3 separate regions of the Homo sapiens genome follow, and regions 1 and 2 are each linked to region 3. Evidence: chromatin contacts called from ENCODE Hi-C data. All regions are on one chromosome and are shown on one strand. Each heading gives the region's core, a stretch centred on a gene start or an enhancer-like site at or near the end of the contact. The rest is flanking DNA. Distances are from core to core; before and after follow the strand shown.

The links. A loop is a pair of places that touch in the nucleus more often than their neighbours do. Pooled maps may share reads with other maps.
Region 1: a loop to region 3 is called in a map of B cell, with 25 times the contacts of the local background. The contact joins the promoter of PHLPP1 here to the promoter of TMX3 in region 3. A Hi-C loop is called at or near these places in 3 of 168 maps with a recorded cell type or tissue (B cell, CD4-positive, alpha-beta memory T cell and naive thymus-derived CD4-positive, alpha-beta T cell) and 8 of 50 pooled maps.
Region 2: a loop to region 3 is called in a map of CD8-positive, alpha-beta T cell, with 6 times the contacts of the local background. The contact joins the promoter of CNDP2 here to the promoter of TMX3 in region 3. A Hi-C loop is called at or near these places in 2 of 168 maps with a recorded cell type or tissue (CD4-positive, alpha-beta memory T cell and CD8-positive, alpha-beta T cell) and 9 of 50 pooled maps.

The regions. Positions count from the first base shown.
Region 1 is chr18:62,713,813-62,718,204 of GRCh38, forward strand. PHLPP1 (PH domain and leucine rich repeat protein phosphatase 1) reads left to right here and starts at 1,729. Exons shown (of 17, transcript NM_194449.4): 1 at 1,729-3,447. The coding sequence starts at 1,872. RefSeq lists enhancers at 933-992, 1,083-1,192, 2,150-3,112 and silencers at 1,463-1,752, 2,103-2,332, 2,543-2,682, 2,993-3,092, 3,193-3,312.
Region 2 is chr18:74,492,957-74,497,688 of GRCh38, forward strand. CNDP2 (carnosine dipeptidase 2) reads left to right here and starts at 3,407. Exons shown (of 12, transcript NM_018235.3): 1 at 3,407-3,475. RefSeq lists silencers at 772-821, 3,233-3,742, 3,873-3,922 and enhancers at 2,693-2,962, 3,520-4,032, 4,416-4,515.
Region 3 is chr18:68,712,107-68,716,463 of GRCh38, forward strand. It overlaps TMX3 (thioredoxin related transmembrane protein 3), which reads right to left and starts at 3,002. Exons shown (of 16, transcript NM_019022.5): 1 at 2,830-3,002; 2 at 1,740-1,794. The coding sequence starts at 2,875. It also overlaps a transcript of CCDC102B not described here. RefSeq lists silencers at 2,650-2,749, 2,930-3,059 and an enhancer at 3,260-3,329.

The sequences.
Region 1 (4,392 bases), core at 479-2,978, 6.0 Mb before region 3:
CCCCCTTCACTCTTCATCTGCAAGTTTAGTCACTTTATTGAGGTTAAAACAGGTCATAGATAGTATGTGGTTTAAAACTGTTTAAAAGTTTCACATGTGAAAATCCGGATTTAGGGCCTGGCGCGGTGGCTCACGACTGTAATCTCGGCACTTTGGGAGGCTGAGGCGGGCAGATCGCTTGAGACCTGCCGGGGCAGCATGAAGGGACTTCCCACCCCCACTAAAACAATACAAAAAATGAGCCGGGCTTGGTGGCAAGCCCTGTAGTCCCAGCTACTCGGAGGATGAGGTGGGAAAATCACCTGGGCCCGAGAGGCGGAGGTTGCAGTGAGCCCAGATCGCGCTACCGCACTCCAGCCTGGACGACAGACCCACTCTGTGGCCAAAAAAAAAAAAAAAAAAAAGAAAAAAAGAAAAAAGAAAGAAAAAAAGAAAAGAAAAATCCCGAATTACAAAGCAATTGGGGGAATGGTAATTCAATTAAAAAGGTGTACAACATTCTTTTAAATAGTAAACTGCCCAATGATTACAACATTGATTCAACTGACGAAAAATACAACTTTTCAGACCACGACTAAACATTGTGGCAGTAGAAACTATTTTTTTTTTCCCTGAATGATGAAAGAAAAAAACCAGAGAAGACGTTAAGACAGAACACGTGGAAAAAGCCCATCTCATACTCCATTCTAATGTTTCTTCTACTTACCAGTGCTTTCTGTGTCATTAAACTACTTCAGACTTCAAGAGCAATGGGAAACAATGAAACCTCAGTCCTTTGCTATTTTCCTTTTCAGGTACAGGAGAGGGAGAGGACAGACTTAGGGTTGTGCCTTCGAACAAGCACATTCAACGACAGCCTCAGTTAGAATTCCCAGACGCTGCCTGTCTTCCTGGGTCTTGAAAAAGTGGGGAAAAAGTGAGGTTGGCCCACTCAGACTGCCAGTGATGCTGTGGTGTGACGGGTGTGTATCTCTATCTCATACAATGGGCGCAGGTGAGGACCAGGACCTGCGACCTTCGTACGTTTACAGTCCCTGAAAGCCCTCACCTTTAATTAGTAGGGAAAATAAAAGTCATCTGGCAAGCTGGAGTGCGGGTAAAATACAAGTTAATGAACATGAGCATTCGTGTTCATTAAGAACTCTGGCACAGAGTTCAACGGCAGAGGGCACAATACTCACTGGCCACGGCCAGCTGCTGGCGGCCAGGAGAAGCAGAACCAAAGGACCGCTGGGACTTGTAGTCCACCATGTTTCCCTCGGGATTGCCGATCCCCTTACGAGAACCACAACTCCCAAGGTTTACCGCGCGCGTCGGTCTTCACTGCCCTCTCCGAGGCCGGCTCAGGAACCTCCCGGGAAACTGCCCCCCACCCCGCCCTCGTACGCACGCGTCACGTTTGTTTACCCTGAAGCTCCGCCTCCGGCCATCCCCTGGCTCTCCCCACTCCTCCCTGGAATGCCGTCATGCCGGCGATGAATATTTATGAGGCACACGCGGCCCTCCCGCCCTGCCAGCCTCCCGCCTTCCCGCTCCCGGCGCATGATTAATATTCAATGAGCCCAGATCCGCGGCTGGTTCGCCGGGTTGAGGCGGGGGTAGCGGGCGGGGCCGGCGCTGGGGAGCCCGCGACCCGGGCGGGGAGGGCGTGTGTCGGGGGGGCGGTGGCGGCGAGGCGGGCGCGCGGGATGGAACACTGAGACACCGACGGAATGCTCCGAATCGCCACATAATCCCCTGGAACGGCCGCGCACAACGCCATTGGCTTCTCCCTTCTCCGCGCGCCGCCGCCGTCTCCCACCTCCGCCTCATCGCCTCCCTCTCCGCCCGCTGCCTCCGGAGCTGGGGGGGAAACGCGAAGCCCCACTGCAATGGAGCCCGCCGCCGCGGCCACGGTACAGCGACTCCCCGAGCTCGGCAGGGAGGACCGAGCTTCGGCTCCGGCGGCCGCCGCTGCGGCAGCAGCAGCAGCAGCGGCGGCCGCGGCGGCTCTGGCGGCGGCGGCCGGGGGCGGCCGGAGTCCGGAGCCCGCGCTGACCCCGGCGGCCCCGAGCGGCGGGAACGGCAGCGGCAGCGGGGCGCGGGAAGAGGCCCCAGGCGAGGCGCCGCCGGGGCCGCTGCCGGGCAGAGCGGGGGGTGCCGGGCGCAGGAGGCGGCGCGGGGCGCCCCAGCCCATTGCCGGCGGGGCTGCCCCCGTACCCGGGGCCGGCGGCGGCGCCAACTCCCTCCTGCTGAGGAGAGGGCGGCTGAAGAGGAATCTGTCCGCGGCCGCCGCGGCCGCCTCCTCGTCGTCGTCGTCCTCGGCCGCTGCTGCCTCGCACTCCCCCGGCGCTGCCGGCCTCCCCGCCTCCTGCTCGGCCTCGGCGTCGCTGTGCACCCGGAGCCTGGACAGGAAGACGCTGCTTCTGAAGCACCGGCAGACGCTGCAGCTGCAGCCGTCGGACCGGGACTGGGTGAGGCACCAGCTCCAGCGCGGCTGCGTGCACGTCTTCGACCGCCACATGGCCTCGACCTACCTGCGCCCGGTGCTCTGCACACTGGACACCACGGCCGGCGAGGTGGCCGCCCGCCTGCTGCAGCTGGGCCACAAAGGCGGCGGCGTGGTGAAGGTGCTGGGCCAGGGGCCCGGAGCCGCCGCCGCCCGGGAGCCCGCTGAACCGCCCCCCGAGGCCGGCCCCCGGCTGGCGCCCCCGGAGCCGCGGGACTCGGAGGTACCGCCCGCGAGGAGCGCGCCGGGTGCCTTCGGGGGGCCTCCGCGCGCGCCCCCCGCCGACCTACCCCTGCCCGTCGGCGGCCCGGGCGGGTGGTCGCGCCGCGCCAGCCCAGCGCCCTCGGACTCCAGCCCCGGCGAGCCGTTCGTTGGGGGCCCTGTCTCTTCGCCCCGCGCCCCACGGCCTGTGGTCTCCGACACCGAGAGCTTCAGTCTGAGTCCCAGCGCCGAGAGCGTGTCTGACCGGTTGGACCCCTACAGCAGCGGCGGCGGCTCCTCGTCGTCGTCGGAAGAGCTCGAGGCCGACGCAGCCTCGGCCCCGACGGGGGTCCCGGGCCAGCCCCGCCGTCCCGGCCACCCCGCGCAGCCCCTCCCGCTTCCCCAGACGGCTTCCTCGCCTCAGCCGCAGCAGAAAGCCCCGAGGGCCATTGACAGCCCGGGCGGGGCCGTCCGCGAGGGGTCGTGCGAGGAGAAGGCAGCGGCAGCCGTGGCCCCGGGAGGCCTCCAGTCTACCCCCGGGAGGAGCGGGGTGACCGCGGAGAAGGCGCCTCCGCCGCCCCCGCCGCCCACCCTGTACGTGCAGCTCCACGGAGAGACCACCCGGCGCTTGGAGGCGGAGGAGAAGCCATTGCAGATCCAAAATGACTACCTCTTCCAACTGGGATTTGGGGAGCTGTGGAGGGTGCAGGAGGAAGGCATGGACTCGGAGATTGGCTGCCTCATCCGCTTCTATGCAGGTAAGGAAGTCACCTGCCTTGACGGGTGGTTGCAAAAGCTGCCGAGGACCGAGGAGTGATTCAAATTGCTTGTCAGTTTGCCCAACCCAAGAGTAAGTGCGGGTCCTGATGAGTCTTTGTCTTAAACTTTACAGCTTTTTCATACAGTCTGTGTAGTACTAGATTGAGCAATCTTTAAATCTGCACGTTTTATCAATCTTGAGGGCTCAGAGGTTGGAAAGCAATGTGAAAGAGGTGGCTGAATCACCAGGAAGTACAGGAAGCAGATCCCTCTGAAAGCGGCAAGAGCACCTTTAACCATAAAGGTGCTTCCTCAGGGGCATGTTGGGTTTCAGGCAGTTTGGGATTTCAGGTAAACTGTCACGTGAGCATAAGACGGACAGAAGAAATGACAATAAAAATGCTCTATCACACTTTTGCCTGCATTTGACTGTCCAGTTGAGCGTTCTAGCTGTATGTGCCACCGGGAGCTCCTGACTTGTCAACTGGTGCCTTTGTTTATTCAGCTCTGCCACACTCATAAATTACCCACGGAGCCCTCATTAGAAATCTGACAAAAGGGTGCCTTTTTAACTGATACTTTTCCCCAGCGCTTTTTTTGCTCGATTTCTGTTTCGTCTGCAAGTTTGTCTTGCATAAAAAAAAAGATTTTGCCTGTTTCTCTCATTTTCTTCCAGCCTTTATGGTCAGAACTGACCACCGCAATACGCCTTGCAGGAAGGTTCACAAGAAGGATTTAAGTGGTTGCTATTTCTTCAGATGTGTCCTGAAATCTTCCCCCGTCTTGTTTCAGTACATTAGCAAATTCTTGACTAGGGGTGACCCATGTAATGTTTCTCTTTTGGCTGAAGATTTGGCTAGTACTAAATTCAGGAGCTATAGATGCTGGATATTGTACTTGAGTTTTCTAAGTAGTTTTACATCCCTTTCCTCCTCTGGTTTGAA
Region 2 (4,732 bases), core at 2,157-4,656, 5.8 Mb after region 3:
AGAAGAATTATACTCTCCAAAGTGGTCTCTGTTCCCAGGAAAGTTCTCTGTTTTCCAGGGGAATGCATGCTCCCACTGTCTGTATGTTAAGTTTGGTTAAACAGGTCAGGTGTTGTGGCTCATGCCTCTAATCCCAGCATTTTGGGACGCCAAGGTGGGCAAACACTTGAGGTCAGGAGTTTGAGACCAGTCTGGCCAACATGGTGAAACCCAGTCTCTACTAAAAATACAAAAATTAGCTGGACGTGGGAGTGCACGCCCGTAATCTCAGCTACTCGGGAGGCTGAGGCAGGAGAATCACTTGAACTTGGGAAGCAGAAGTTGCAGTGAGCTGAGATCATGCCACTGCACTCCAGCCCTGGGCAACAGAGACTCCATCTCAAAAAAAAAAAATAAAAACAAAAGTTTGGTTAAACAGACATGACAGATTCTGAAGACTAAACTCCATCTCATGCTGAGAACTACAAATTTCGGCAATTGGAAGCATGATCTAATGTTTTGTTGTTGTTGTTGTTGTTCTTGTACCATAGCATTTTTATTAGAATAATCACATAATATTAAATTAATTTTTTATTTTGAAATAATTTTGTTTTTTGAGTGGGTCTGTTATCAACAGTGACTTTTACAATGTTTGCATTCCCTAAGTTCTGAGAACAGTCACAGCCTTTCTCTTTCTGAAGTACTTAACCTGTGGTCACTCATCCTCATACTTCTTTGTTTTCTCTCATAATGTCCCTGTTGTCCTCAAAATCATCAGAGAGGAATAGGAACACATTTATGTAGCTCTTTAAGCTCAGGTTTGTTGCCACTGAGCCACCTGCAATGCACACTTTAAGAAGCAATGGACTTGCAGGGCCACCTGCTGGAAAATCAGAACTGAGCACACAGGCTCCAATACCAGCTACTTGCATTACCAGCTGTGTAAGGCAGTGGTCTTGAGAAAGATGACTGAGGGCACAAGGAAACTTAGGGACTCAGAGAGTTCTAAAGGGCATCAACCTCCAGCTTCTCAAATTTTCCAGAGGCTCTCTCCTAGAGCATGTAGGCGGTGCAACTGACCTGCTGACCTCAGCCAGGGTCTCCTGTTCCTAGGAGTCCTGGTCCCTGCACAAGGATGAGTAATTAACACTCATGAGGCACCTTCTCAGTGCCAGGCATTGTTCCTGATGCTGTATGTCATCAACTCTTGAAGCCTGGCATGCTCCAGACAAAGGGACAATTTGAAATGCCACATGGTATCACTGGAGGACAACTCCTTAATCAAGGACACTGATCAGGTACTGACTTAACATTGTTCCCAGGGGAATAATGACAATTAACATATTTCCAGGTAACAGGGTTCTATATTAAGGGTAAATGTTGTGTTTTGTATTTTCTTAACATTTATTCAGATTCATAGGAGAAACATGTTCACCAACTTCTTCAACACTGAGTACTGCAAATGCATTTTCATGTTTTCACTTGGACTGAAGCATCTGATTGCTCTAAAGTTCTCAACTACTTCTTTGCTCATTATTTATTCTTACCTTGAGCCTATTAAATTTTGGTAACAGTAGTGTGTTATGGCTTCTACTCTAAATCACTTCTTTTTGCTATATACATATGTGTGTGTGTGTGTGTGTGTGTTTTGTTTTTTTTTTTAACCAAACCCTCTTTTCAGCAATAATCTCATTTATGGATACCTGAACGAATTTATTTAAAAGCCCAGTAGATATGATTAAAGGATGTATCTTCCACCAATGTTTACTTTTTGCAATGTTTGCAAAATGTGTAATATAGTTTTTTCTTTTTATCATTCATGTACAATAATTATTATGAGAATTTAATCCAGAAGAAAAAATGTTAATACTTAAAGCTTTTTGGTTATAGCAAAGTGTCTATGGCCATACCACCCTGAACATGCCTAATCTCATCTGGTTATAGCAAAGTAAATATTAATTTAAATTTTTATCATAGTCTGTTGTAGAGAAATGATTAGGATATGAGTAAGACTATTAAGTATAAAAATGTTACATTTAACAAAATTCTATGAGGGATGTGGAATAGAAATAAAAAATAAAAGAGGAGGCAGGGATGGGGGGGACGGGGTGGCTCACGCCTGTAATCCCAGCACTTTAGGAGGCTGAGGCGGGTGGATCAGTAGGTCAAGAAATCGAGACCATCTTGACCAATATGGTGAAACCCTGTCTCTACTAAAAATACAAAAATTAGCTGGGTGCGGTGGTGCGCACCTGCAGTCCCAGCTACTCGGGAGGCTGAGGCAGAATGGCTTGAACCTGGGAGGCGGAGCTTGCAGTGAGCTGAGACTGGGCTACTGCATTCCAGCATGGCAACAGAGCAAGACTCTGTCTCTAAATAAATAAATAAATAAATAAATAAATAAATATAAAAAGAGGAAACAAACCATGTAAATTTTAAGGGAGGAGACAATTTTAACATTTTACTTTATGTGGGAACGTATACATCTCTTACAACTATTAAATTCATTTTTAAAAAATAATAACTCCCGAGCCATCACTCCTTAAAGAATGTGGTAGTGGTACAAGTTTAAAGAAAGTCTTTTGAGAACACTCTATTGGAAAAGTGAGCAGACTAGGGAATAACAATTTTACCCCCAAGAATTGTTGTTAAGATTAAAAAGGAAAGCGCTGTCGCAGACGCTCAAACACGGTGCTGGCTCTGCTTCCTTCATCAGTTCCTAGGGTCATGGGACACAAATACTAAAATATTTCCACTACTGGTAACGATGCTGGCGAACGCTTTCCTAATCCAGTTCAGACCGACCTCTCATTGGAGCTTGTGTGACCCGCAGGAGTCCGTGCCCCGACTCCGCCGGGACTGAAACGCAACGGAAAGTGCAGTGCTGGATGCGCAAGGGAATGGGAGCGTCGTGGGACCTCCGGAGCCTGGGAGATCAGAGGGTGGAGTCAGGGCCCCCTAGTTTTGGACTCCATTGCCGCACTGCAGGCGACTTCTCGGACCCCACCGTTGAAGCACCAGGCCCCCCGCCCACCCAAGAGCAACCGGGAAGCACAGCACAAGCCCACAGCTCCGGACACGCGCTCCCGTGTGCCCTGCCTCCCCTGAATCCCAACCCACGAAATCTCCGCCCCCTCGCCACGCCCACATCCCCGTCTACCGTCGGGGAGGGGCGACGAGGCGAAAGCCTTGTGGACCAGGCCGGGATTGGTGGGCGGGACGGAAATGGAGCTGGGAGAGGTGACGTCACCTTCCGCACCTGGCTCAGGGCGGAAATGGGGCGGGGAGAGAGTGACACCACCCCTCTGCCTGTGGCTGGATTGGTGGGCGTGGCGGGGGCGTGGCGATGCCTGCCCTCCGGACAAGGCGGGGTTGGTGGCCAGGGCGACCGCGGGGCGGGCCAGCGCCGGGGGTCGTGGCCGGGACACGTGGTACGGAACCGGCGCCGCGCTTGCTGCTGGTAACAGGGCCTTGCCTAGTGGGCCTTCCTTCCCAGGTGGGTCTTCCTGATGGACCTTCCTTCCCGGGTGGGCGCCCTGAGCTGGGAACGGGCTGGGCGGGGAGGACCCGGGTCAGCGGCGAGAGTCACGCCTCATTCGTGGGGGAGCGTGGGGCGCCCGGCCGCAGCCAGGCGGGAACAATGGTGTCCGGGCTGTTCCCGAGCGCGCGGTCGGGGGCGGAGGCCCGTGACGGCCATGGCCCCGGGGCCTCTCGCACCTCCGGGCCACTCGTGTCCCAGCAGCGCCGAGCGCGTCCCCGGTACGCAGGGACAAGCTGGGCGGCGCACTTGGCCTGAGCCTGCGTGGCCCTCCCTGGTGGAGTCGAGTGGAACGACCCGGGTTGGAGATGGGGTTGCGGGGAGCCGAGCGCTGGTCAGGCCACACCCCTCCCCAGGGGCCTGCTGAGAACTCCAGCCTTTCTCCAACGGATCCCTTTCCCGGAGACCTGGGGTGGGGAGTGTGGCGGGACAGAAGCCTCCCAGGTTCAAAGGGCCCTGGACAGCGTCCCTAGCTCCCGCCAGCATTTGAGGCAGCGTTTAAGGCTATAGGAGGAAGCGTCTGAGGGGAGACAAAATTCCCATGCCAGCTTGATGGTCTGGGGCAGGTGTCTTATTCAATTGGCTTCAGTTTCCTCATCTGTGAAATAGAGACAATATTTGGTCCTCACAGACAGGGCCACCAAACCAAACTCCCCACCGCCTGCCAAGGTCAGATTCCGTAGATCATCCAAGCATAGACTGCAGGAAGAGGCGGAGAACCCGGGGCCTGCTACCAATACCTTCCTTGTCCCTAATGTTTGCAGGCAGGAGTGGAGGAAGAGAAGTCCACATTATGCTTAGGGATCAAGTTCTAGCTTGGGCAGATTGGAGATTCTTTTATTGGTTCTTAATCAGACATGAAGGTGTGATTCAGTTATTTGTGTTATATATGCCTTCAATTATCAAGGGACAGGGACTGAGATTCTCAGAACTAGAAGACTCATTTGTGTGTACTACTGACGGTTCCAGGTGCCACAGCAATTTCTCCTGCCCTCCACTAGTCTCAACATTTAAATCATGTTACTCCCTTGCCAGGCATGGTGGCTCATGTGTGTAACCTCGGCACTTTGGGAGACCAAGGCGGACAGATCGCTTGAGTCCAGGAGTTCGAGACCAGCCTGAGTAACACGAGCAAACCCCGTCTCTACAAAAAATACAAAAATTAGCTGGGTGTGGTGGTGCGCACCTGCAGTCCCAGCTACTTGGGAAGCTGAG
Region 3 (4,357 bases), core at 1,752-4,251:
CTTAAGGTAACTGAACAGGAAACAAAGGTGGTCTTGTAGGGCCTAGACAGTGTGGCCCAAGTCATTGGAACACATAGGAATGGCTAAGCGAAACCCAGAGACATGTCAGCTGCAATCAGGAGCCACAGGAACATTACAGACAGAATGAGAGGCCCACCATGTTCTATCTGCTGAGAATATCCTGGCCCACTGGCTTTATGAACCTGTCCCTGGACAGTATTGTTAGCCTTGACCGGGGTCTGACAAGCAAGCAGCTTTTTCACGTTGTTATGGTGTCTTCTCACAACTGTCGCAGTCCATGCATTCTTGCCCAATCTGGGATCCTGTCTGAATTTCCATGAGCCATCTCTTGTGGATCCCGGAGGCAACTGGTTGCACATCTGCTTGCTCTGGAGCAAGGAACAATTCATTTTCCACATTTAGCTGACGAACAGTTTGCTCTTGGTAAAGGTCCCCTTTTTCAGCATAGGGACCTTTCTGGTGAGCATCCACATGGGTAACAAAATGGTTATTAGGAGCAGAATCCCTTCCTCCTCCTCAGGAAGAGTTGCCCCTGTTAGGACACTCTGAAGGAGGAAGTCTGTAGTGACACACCCCACAAGGCACTAAGTTTAATAAGACTATCTCCTTGTTAACAATCGTTCTTCTCAGAATCAAAAACTTCCTGTAAACAATCAGTGAGCATCCCCCATGACCCAACAGCATGAGCAGCGAAGTGCCCCCATGGGACTGTCAGGATTTTTGCTCTTACAGAACAGCACTGTATGATCACCCTCTCACTGCACCCATTTGGTCATGCCATCAGGTGTCCAGGTAGTCAATCAGGACAACAAGCTAAACTGAAACTAACAATCACAGCTTTATTCACTTACTGTGACAGTGCAAGTCAAGAGGTTTAAAAAAAAAAAAAAAAAAAAGAGGCACCAGCTCCTCAGTGTTCCATCTCTCCCCATGAAACAGCACCAGGTGAGTCAGGTGGATGAGACACAGATGGGAGAATTCATCTCATTTCCTACAGCACTGAACAAAAGTCTTCTGTCTCTTTATGGGGGGTGAGAGAGAAAAGGACTAGAGTAGAAAAGTGCCTCCGCTGACACCCTCAATAAAGATGTTTTAGCAGAAGTGCTCAGGAAATGCCTCAGGTGAGGTCCCAATAAGGAGGCTGCTAAACAGAGACCACTGGGTTGGGAGTGTAGACATGCAAATGAGCGTGGCTGGCCTGGGAGGCCGAATCCTTGACTACCACTCCCTCCAGGGACTGTAATGCACCGGTTATACACCAAGTTTGGTGTAGGGAGGGCACCTTCCCCTATGCCAGAAAAAGCCTTGCAATTGTCTATGGTCAAGCCTGAAAGATCACACACAGGAATTTGGGTCTGAAGTGAACCTCCTCACTTACTATAAGCAAGGCTGATTAATGCTGTCATACTATGAAGATAAATACAGTACAGTTACCAAATTCTAACACCCATTCAATATAATTAAAGGAAAAAGACATAAATACAAGGTAAGATAATGAGGAAAAAAAGAATATGTAAAAGTTTGCCACAGTTTTTTGATCTCATAACTATTAATAAAACTCTTCTGGGCACACCCTCACCTTCACTTACAACAAGTGAAAAAAATGAGTGATATATAAAAATTGGTTCCAATCTAAAATATTAGAATCACATGCAAATATTCAGATATCTGAGTTGGACAGTTAAAATAATATTTTAAATATATATATGTATACTCACGATTCATCTAAATCTTCTACAAATCCTTTACAGACGACCATATCAAGTACAACAACTGAAAAAAAAAGACAAAATGTACACAATAAATGCTGATTATTTGGCTCATACCGTATAAGCTTAGTCATCTCTGAAGTGTTTTTGACCTTTCACAACCTACCAAAAAATTCATCACTGATGCATCCCAGGGTGCAAATGATGCAAAAGCAAAGGTAGTTCATCCATTTAATAAATATTTAGTCTGTATGCAACCATATCGTGACCGGCCAAGTTCTAGGTAAGCCAATAAATCTAATACACACAGTTCCTTTTTCCTCCATATTTTCACTCTCATCTTACGTCTCTTTTTAACCATCCTATCTTTTTGGAATACAAATAGACAGCATTCTTCTTTATTTCTTTTGCTTTAGTAGCAATTACCTCTTCCGTAAAAACTCCAAATGCCATTCAAAATATTTCCCCTCAAATAGATACGTAGGAAGAAAGTCGAGCTGCAACTCTAATACTTATTACACGGCAGTGCCTGACACAGAGTGGGCTCTAAAAGGTTGTTAAGTGAGCGGACCCCAGTGAGAATGAGGGCACTCCATGCTGACGGGAGGCAGCTGAGAACCGCTGACACACACTCAGGTCCTTTTCACACCGCACAATCCCGGCGGCCTGACCCTGATCTGTCCTCGACCACCCTCTCTTGAGTACTGGTGGTAAAAATCCTTAAACGTGACAAGACTCGGAACCTAAAGCCAAGGCAAGATTTGGTCGTTAAGCTGGGACGGCGGCATCCTTCTTGCCCATCAAAGGAGTAAGCTTTATTGAAACTTCTGCCACAATGAGAAAAACACAAACACAAGGCAGCGCGCCCTTCCCACGTCCAGCATTGGTCCGGCACAGCGGCGGCGGAAGGACCCCAAGGTGTCCGCTCCGTCAGGGCCAGGCAGGGTGGCGCGGCGGGGGCGGCAGGACGCTGCCGGGAATGGGTGGGCATCTCCACGAACCCCGCAGGCCTCGCCCCAGACCCGGGTCCAATCCCGGCCCCACGGCGGGGCCAGGTCCCACGCGCCCGCCAGCGTCCCGACCGCTGAGCCCCCATTACCTGTGGCGCAGAGCCGCAGGGCCGTCCAACTCTTCCACGCTGCCATGCTAGCCCGGGAGAGCTGCAGAAGCTGACTGTGCAAAAGAGGGATAAAGACACTGGGGTCCGCCGCCTGCCCGCCCGGAAAGGGAAACGGAGCCGACCCGGAGCGGAAGAGAAGCACCGCGCTAACTACGGGGGCGGGGCTACCCGGCCAGTCTCCGTCTCCGGCTATGCGCGGGAGTGCGGCGCATGCGAGGGGAGTGCGGCGCATGCGACAGCGCCTGCGCAGTCATGTCTTAAGAATCCTTTGCGCTCTCGGTGCCCCCCTCCACGCCCAGGAGCGTGGGAACCCTGCTTAAGGGCTTTACTAGGGAAAACGGTGCTGGTTCACTGGGGCGCGTTTCCGGGAAGGTGAATACCGGTGAAAGTTATGCTGAGGGTGAGGTAGGCTCTGACGACGCACTTGCAGGTTGAATACTGGCACATCATTTACTTGTTACTCCCGTGTGGTGAGTGCACCTGTGGGTTTTGATGCTGGATCAAATTCCTGGAAAGAGGCGCGCATTAAGACTGCGGATTGCTGAGCTGCGCGACACTCCGTATTTTTCCAAAACGTATTTGTAATATTCTTTCAACCTGTTTGCATAATGGGACATCTCTTAAATGCAGCAAGCTTTAATGCATTTTTGCCAAAGTAAGGATTGCCTCTTTAAAAACTTTCTCTTGAAACTTGAGAACATGAAGTTAAGCGTAGGATATTTTTTGATGGCTCTTTTCTGATTATTTTGGAACTAGATAAAGTAGTATGAAATATTTATATTGCTACCTGTTTTTTCTTCTATACGACAATGATTTGTAAAAACCATATACTTTTATAAGACGGTTACTGCAGCAATCACTACTTACGAACTAGATGAAATTTTTATGGGACATAAGGTACCAGAGAATTTAGATCAAACCAAATTTTGAAAACCTGTGACAACAACAGAAGGGGGATATGATGTCAGCCGGTTCACCTTAGGTTCAAAATTCCAACAGGCAAAAATGTCATAAAACGTCGTTATTCCTAGTGACTAGAAGATTAAATTGCACTCTAATTGAGAGCAAGCCCTAAATGTCACCCCCTTTGTGCATGCAGCATGGTATCCAGCGCAAGCCCTCTACAGATTCAATTTTTCTTTTTCTTTCTCTTTTCCTTTTTTTCTTTTTTTTTTAAGAAAAAAGTAGACTAAAACGTAAGGGGACTGTTGAAATGATGGGAATGTTCTCCCGGTGGTGGTGGAACAGCTTTATAATAGTACCATCGCCTCGATACTCTTATACAGAAGCTTTTCTACTTTCTTGGCAAGGTCTCTGAATGACCCATATTCAATTTTTTTTTTTCATTCTCATGTATTTCAAAGTTTTCTGTCTTCCACAGCATGCAAAGTGAAATAATTTCCTCTTATATTTGCGTTACAGTTTAAGTTCACATGTGGACAACAACAAAAGCCAGTTGACCTAGATCTGTGCTTTTCAGTAGTGTAGCCACTAACCACATGTGGCT